Regions from separate parts of the Homo sapiens genome. Here region 1 is linked to region 2. The links are chromatin loops, found by intact Hi-C in ENCODE. Cell type or tissue: endothelial cell of umbilical vein. All regions are shown on one strand. Links, peaks and the distances in the headings refer to the core of each region. The heading gives the core; the rest is flanking DNA. Region 1 overlaps COIL (coilin). Region 2 overlaps C17orf67 (chromosome 17 open reading frame 67).

What was found. A loop is a pair of places that touch in the nucleus more often than their neighbours do. Peaks named below come from ENCODE experiments on the same cell type or tissue, not always from the same donor. Only the 100,000 strongest peaks of a DNase experiment are listed, where the experiment ranks them.
Region 1: a loop joins it to region 2, with 17 times the contacts of the local background. A loop is called at or near these places in 101 of 110 quality-filtered maps.

Annotation. Positions count from the first base shown.
Region 1 is chr17:56,938,886-56,941,747 of GRCh38, reverse strand. COIL (coilin) reads left to right here. Exons shown (of 7, transcript NM_004645.3): 7 at 2,594-2,862. The coding sequence ends at 2,677. Among named protein-coding and RNA genes, the nearest start is that of COIL, 21 kb to the left of the region's middle. In endothelial cell of umbilical vein, for the core only: a CTCF peak has its summit at 1,644 (motif pointing right); a DNase peak (open chromatin) is centred at 1,687; H3K27ac peaks cover 764 bases.
Region 2 is chr17:56,818,559-56,821,477 of GRCh38, reverse strand. The region is part of intron 4 of C17orf67 (chromosome 17 open reading frame 67); the gene reads left to right. Among named protein-coding and RNA genes, the nearest start is that of C17orf67, 14 kb to the left of the region's middle. In endothelial cell of umbilical vein, for the core only: a CTCF peak has its summit at 1,649 (motif pointing left); a DNase peak (open chromatin) is centred at 1,617.

The DNA of each region.
Region 1 (2,862 bases), core at 363-2,862, 120 kb before region 2:
CACGTTCAGAGAAGTGCATATAACTACATGGCTTGAACAACTTTCACATGAACATACCCATGTAACCAGACCCAGATCAGGAAATAGAACATAACACCCACTCCCAGAAGCCTCTATTATGTCCCCTTGCTGTCACCACTATCCCCCAAGTGTTACCACAGTTCCAACTTTTGTTTTTTTGAGAGAGTCTCACTGTGTTGCCCAGGCTGAAATGCAGTGGCATGATCTTGGCTCACTGCAACCTCCACCTCTCAGGTTCGAGCGATTCTCATGCCTCAGCCTCTGGAGTAGCTAGAATTACAGGCGCTTGCCACCTCACCCAGCTAATTTTTATATTTTTGGTAGAGACGGGGTTTTACCATGTTGGCCAGGCTGGTCTTGAACTGCTGACCTCAAGTGATCTGCCCACTTAGGCCTCCCAAAGTGTTGGATTACAGGCCACCGTGCCTGGGTGAGCCACCATGCCTGGCCCGAGAGTTCCAACTTATAATAGCACAACAGTTTGAAGAGTGACATAAAATGATGATCTCATCCTCTGACTTTCTTTAAATCCTTAAATTGCCATTTTGGGAAGTATATGGTTTATACCTTTTTTTTTTTTTTTTTTTTTTGAGACAGAGTCTAGCTCTGTCACCCAGGCTGGAGTGCAGTGGCGTGATCTCCGCTCACTGCAAGCTCCGCCTCCCGGGTTCACACCATTCTCTTGCCTCAGCCTCCCGAGTAGCTGGGATTACAGGCGCCTGCCACCACGCCTGGCTAATTTTTTGTATTTTTTTAACTAGAGACAGGGTTTCCCCGCGTTGGCCACGATGGTCTCAATCTCCTGACCTCGTGATCTGCACGCCTCGGCCTCCCAAAGTGCTAGGATTACACGTGTGAGCCACCGCGCCCGGCCGATTTATACCTTTTTAAGCAGCCAGACCTACCAGAGTTGCTGGCAGTGGCTAGCTCATTAGGTTATGGTGGCATTAAATGGAAGTTAGATTTAAGAAAATGCTCTCTTTTAAGGTGTTTATACTTGAAATGTTATAGATATTATTCTGTAAGTTTCAATATTGCAAACATATTTTTTCTGAAGTGTGAACTTGTAGAAACCCTAGCCAGACTGTGTTTTACCTTGTCTTTAAGGTAGATGACACTTTTAGGGATTTATTCCAGAAACACATTTTTAGTGTTTGTGGTAGGATCAGCAGATTTGGCCTGGTCTCCTGTATTTCTTTATTTGCAATAGTTTTTTTTGGTTGAAATTGGAAACCGCATTGGAAAATTAAACCTTGGAGGCTTTTCTCTCTATGCCCTAAACAGAGACTTGAAGTAGAATAGAAAGCCTGTAATTAGGCTGGGCACCGTGGCTCATGCCTGTAATCACAGCACTTTGGGAGGCTGAGGCGGGCCGATCCCTTGAGTCCAGGAGTTCAAGACCAGCCTGGGCAACATGGCGAGACCCCGTCTCTACAAAAAAATACAAAAATTAACCGGGAGTGGTGACACATGCCTGTAGTCCCAGCCACCTTTGGGGGTGGTGGGGGCGAGGCAGGAGGATCGCTTGAGCCCAGGAGGTGGAAGGTGCAGTGAGTCCTGAATGCCACTGCATTCCAGCCTGGACTATAGACGTGATACCCTATCTCAAAAACAAAAAGCCTGTAATTACCTTTTTTGACACTAGATGGCCCTCATTATTCATTCATAGGACCAAGCCTTAGAGTTTTTCTCTTGGTGGGCTGTGAAATAGTTCCTGTTTTTAGGTAGTGTAGGATAAGAACTACAGAGCGGCGCAAAAGGGCATCAGCAGCCTAATGATACCCATCTGGACCATGTCTAGTTGCCAGAAGGTCTCCAGGCCACCTGTCCACAGGGCAAATCAAATGCAGGGGTTGGGGGAGCTACTCCCTCCCGCAACCCCTGCATCTCCTGCTCTTAATCAAAGAAAGATGAAATATGTTTAATGTAAAATTTAGCTTCATTCTAAGTAAATGAGTTATTTATTTATTTATTTATTTATTTTCCCAGCACAGAGTTTCACTCTGTCACCCAGGCTGGAGTGCAGTGGCGCGATCTCCGCTCACTGCAACCTCCACCTACTGGGTTCAAGCGATTCTCCTGACTCAGCCTTCCGAGTAGCTGGGACTACAGGCATGCGTCACCATGCCCGGCTAATTTTTGTATTTTTGCAGAGACACAGGTTGGCCAGGCTGGTCTTGAACTCCTGACTTTAGATGATCCGACTGCCTTGGCCTCCCAGAGTGCTAGGATTATAGGCGTGAGCTACCATGCCTGGCCTCTTTTTTTTTGTTTTGTTTTTTAATTAAAAAAAATAATAGAGATGGGGTCTCACTAGGTTTCCCAGGCTGATCTTGAACTCCTGGGCTCAAGCATTTCTCCCCCTCGGCCTTCCAAATTGCTGGGATTACAGGTGTGAGCCACAGCGCCTGGCCTAAAGAGTTACTATACTGCAATTGAACTCAGTTTATTGGAACCCAAATTATTCCCGTTCTTCAATCATTCTACACAGACGGAAAATTTACGTGGCTGAATTAACCGGTATGACCTCAAAATGAAGTGCCTAAACTGGGTATTTTGTCTTTTTCCTCAGATCACTGTATTTTGGAAAGAGTTGATTGACCCAAGACTGATTATTGAATCTCCAAGTAACACATCAAGTACAGAACCTGCCTGAGTATGACCTCTCCACCTTATAGTTTATGAATGTCTTGTTTGTGAAAGTGACTATAACCCAAACTTTTTTTTTTTTTTAAAGAGGATTTGGAAGTTGTATGGATTTTTTTGTTATCTTCACTTTACTGCATAGGAAACAATCTACCTCATCATTTAAAATGACATGGGTGTCGGTTTTGTAGATCT
Region 2 (2,919 bases), core at 134-2,633:
AAGCACCACACACAGCTTATGGAGTTACTATCATTGCTTTAAAGTTACTATCATTATTTTAAAAAATACTGTAGTCTAGTCTACCAACTATACTATAAATTCCATATTTTTACAATGTATATATAATTCTTTACAATGTACATGTGAGGTAGACAGTAAAAAAGATGAAAGCAAATATGGAGAGGACTGTTAGAATTTATTTAATTTACCCTGGGCCTAAAAAATGTCGACACATTATAATTCTCTTGATGGGGACAGATTTGGCATTTTTCTATACTTAAAAAAATGTTCCTTTGGGAGGCCAAGGGGGTAGGATTACTTGAGCCCAGGAGTTTAAGAGCAGCCTGGACAACATAGCAAGACCCTGTTTCTAAAATAAATAAATAAATAAATAAAAATAATTAGCTGGGCATGGTAGTGCACGCCTGTGGTTCCAGCTATTTGAGAAGCTGAGGCAGGAGGATCATTGGAACCCAGGAGGGTGAGGCTGCAGTGAGCTATGCTTGTGCCACTGCACTCCAGCCTGGGCGACAGAGCAAGACCCTCTCTCAAAAAACAAAAACAAAACGAAGTTCTCTTGTCTCTAAAGTTTCTATAGTTCAGTGTGATGACATTTAGAACTCTAGAATGTTGGGTTTGTCATTTGTCAATGACACTTAAATATCTGTGTAATGGGACAGTTCCTTCCAAAAAAAAAAAAAAAAAAAAAAGGGAAACTCACCCAAACAAAAAGTTGTGTTTGGGTGTTGTGAATATGGGTGGTAGCATTATTCCTTTATAGGCTTTTAAATGTTATCAAATAGTTAACACAACAGGTCCTCAAATAACATTGTTTCCTTCAACGTTGTTTCATTACAATGTTGATGAGAAAAAAAATTGATTCCAGCCCCGGGCCACTGTCTGTGTGGAGTTTGCATGTTCTTTCCATGTCTGCGTGGGTTTTCTCTGGGTACTTCGGTTTCTTCCCACATCCTAAAGCTGTGCACGTTATGTTCATTGGTGTGTCTGAATTGTCCCCGCGTGAGTGTGTGTGGGTGGGTGTGTGAGAGTGTGCCCTGCGATGGAATGGTGTCTTCTCCAGGGCTGGTTTCTGCCTGGTGCCCTGAGCTGCTGGGACACGCTCCAGCCACCACGGCCCTGAACTAGAATAAGTGGGTAAATATTAATAACTATCTTACTTGTTTTTATTAATCTTTCTTAAATACATGTATAGCCTTCAACGTTTGATATTAGAAATGTTTTGGGTCCTTATTTAGAAGTTTGGTGATGTTTTGTGACCAGAAATATGCCATAGGAACTCACCTCTTGTGTATATCAATTAGCTTATGGTAAAATTGGTTCATTCTGGACCATTTGGCTTAAAGTCTCAGTTTCCAAGAATTTATCAGCAATAATGTTATGAGGACTTACTGTACCGCTTTCCTAGGCCACAACATCTGATGAATGCCTTCAATAGTACATCAATTAAAATAAAAGTACGGAAATAGTTTTAGGTGCAGCAGCACCCTCTCTCTCCACCTCCAGTAGATTCTCTGGAATCGCTGGCAACTTCTTGAATAATTAACCTTAGTGGCCTTGAGCTCTTTCCCCTGATCTTAGTTGTCCCTGGTTCCACCTTCTGCTCTGCCACCTTGTGGATTTATTGGGAATTGCGTCTTCTACTGGGAGCCTTGCCGACTCACCTCGTTACCCCGCTGGGGCTTTTCCTGAGAACCGGGATGGGGTTTAGAAGAGAATTCTCACCGCCTGAGTGACACTCACAATAAGACACTTTGCTCTTTCGGTCTTTCTATATTCCTCCCCCTCTCGCTTCTTTTAGGACAACATCCAGAGGCCAAGCTGAAGGGCATTTGATGGCCCTGCCAGTATCACACCTGAACGGCCCTCCCCACCCGAGACTTGCAGCAGCCTCCCAGGGTGTGATACAGGCTCCGACTCTCTCCAGTCTCACCACCTCAGTCCACCAGAGGTTGCCTTATGCTTTAAAAAATTATAAAAATAATACAAGCTTGCTTAAAGCTTACCAGTGAAGGAGACAGATTTTTAAAAAGTAAATAAATGCAATACGTATAAATTATGGTGAGTGCTGTGAGATGGAGAGTGGTGGTGGTGGGGGCAGGGAACTTTTTATTAAGAAGGCTGGTAAGGGCAGGCTTTCCTGAGTAGGAGAAATTTCAAATTGAAACCTGAAGGATGAGATAGATCCAGTCATTAAAAGAGGGAGAAAAAGCACATGCAAAGGTCCTGAGGCGGGAGTGGGCTTGTTAAGCTGAAAGTGAGTGAGTGTGGCCAGATGGCAGTGAGCAGGAGGGGAGTGGTTGGAGTAAGGTTGGAAAGGGCAGTAGGCACAAAAAACACAGGGTCCTGTTGTGCTTGGTAGGGATTTTAATTTTATTCTGACTCTCATGGGAAGATGAGGAAAGATCTTATGCATGGAAGTGATGAGGTCTAACTGATACTTTCTATTTCATCCTTGCTGCTACCTGGAGAACAGATTGAAGTGAACAGGGAGGGAAACTAGAATCCCATTTGGGAGCCTGGTGCCAGAAGCTGGGTGAGGGAAACAATGGCCTAGACTTGGGTGGTGGCATTAGAGACGGAAGGATCTAGATCCATGTTGTCTAATATGGTAGCACTAGCCACATGTGGCTACCGAGCACTTGAAATGTATAAGTGTAAAATCTACACCAGATCTTGAAGGTTTAGTACAAAAAAAGGCATAAAATCTCTCATTGACAACTTGTTTATATTGATTATGTGTTAAAATAATAATATTTTGGATATTTCATCATGTTAAAATATAATATTAAAATATTTAACCTTTTTACTTAAAAAAAGTGGCTACTGAAAAAATTTAAATTACATATGTTGTTTGCATCTGTGGCTTTATGTTTTTATCGGACAGTGCTGATATAGACA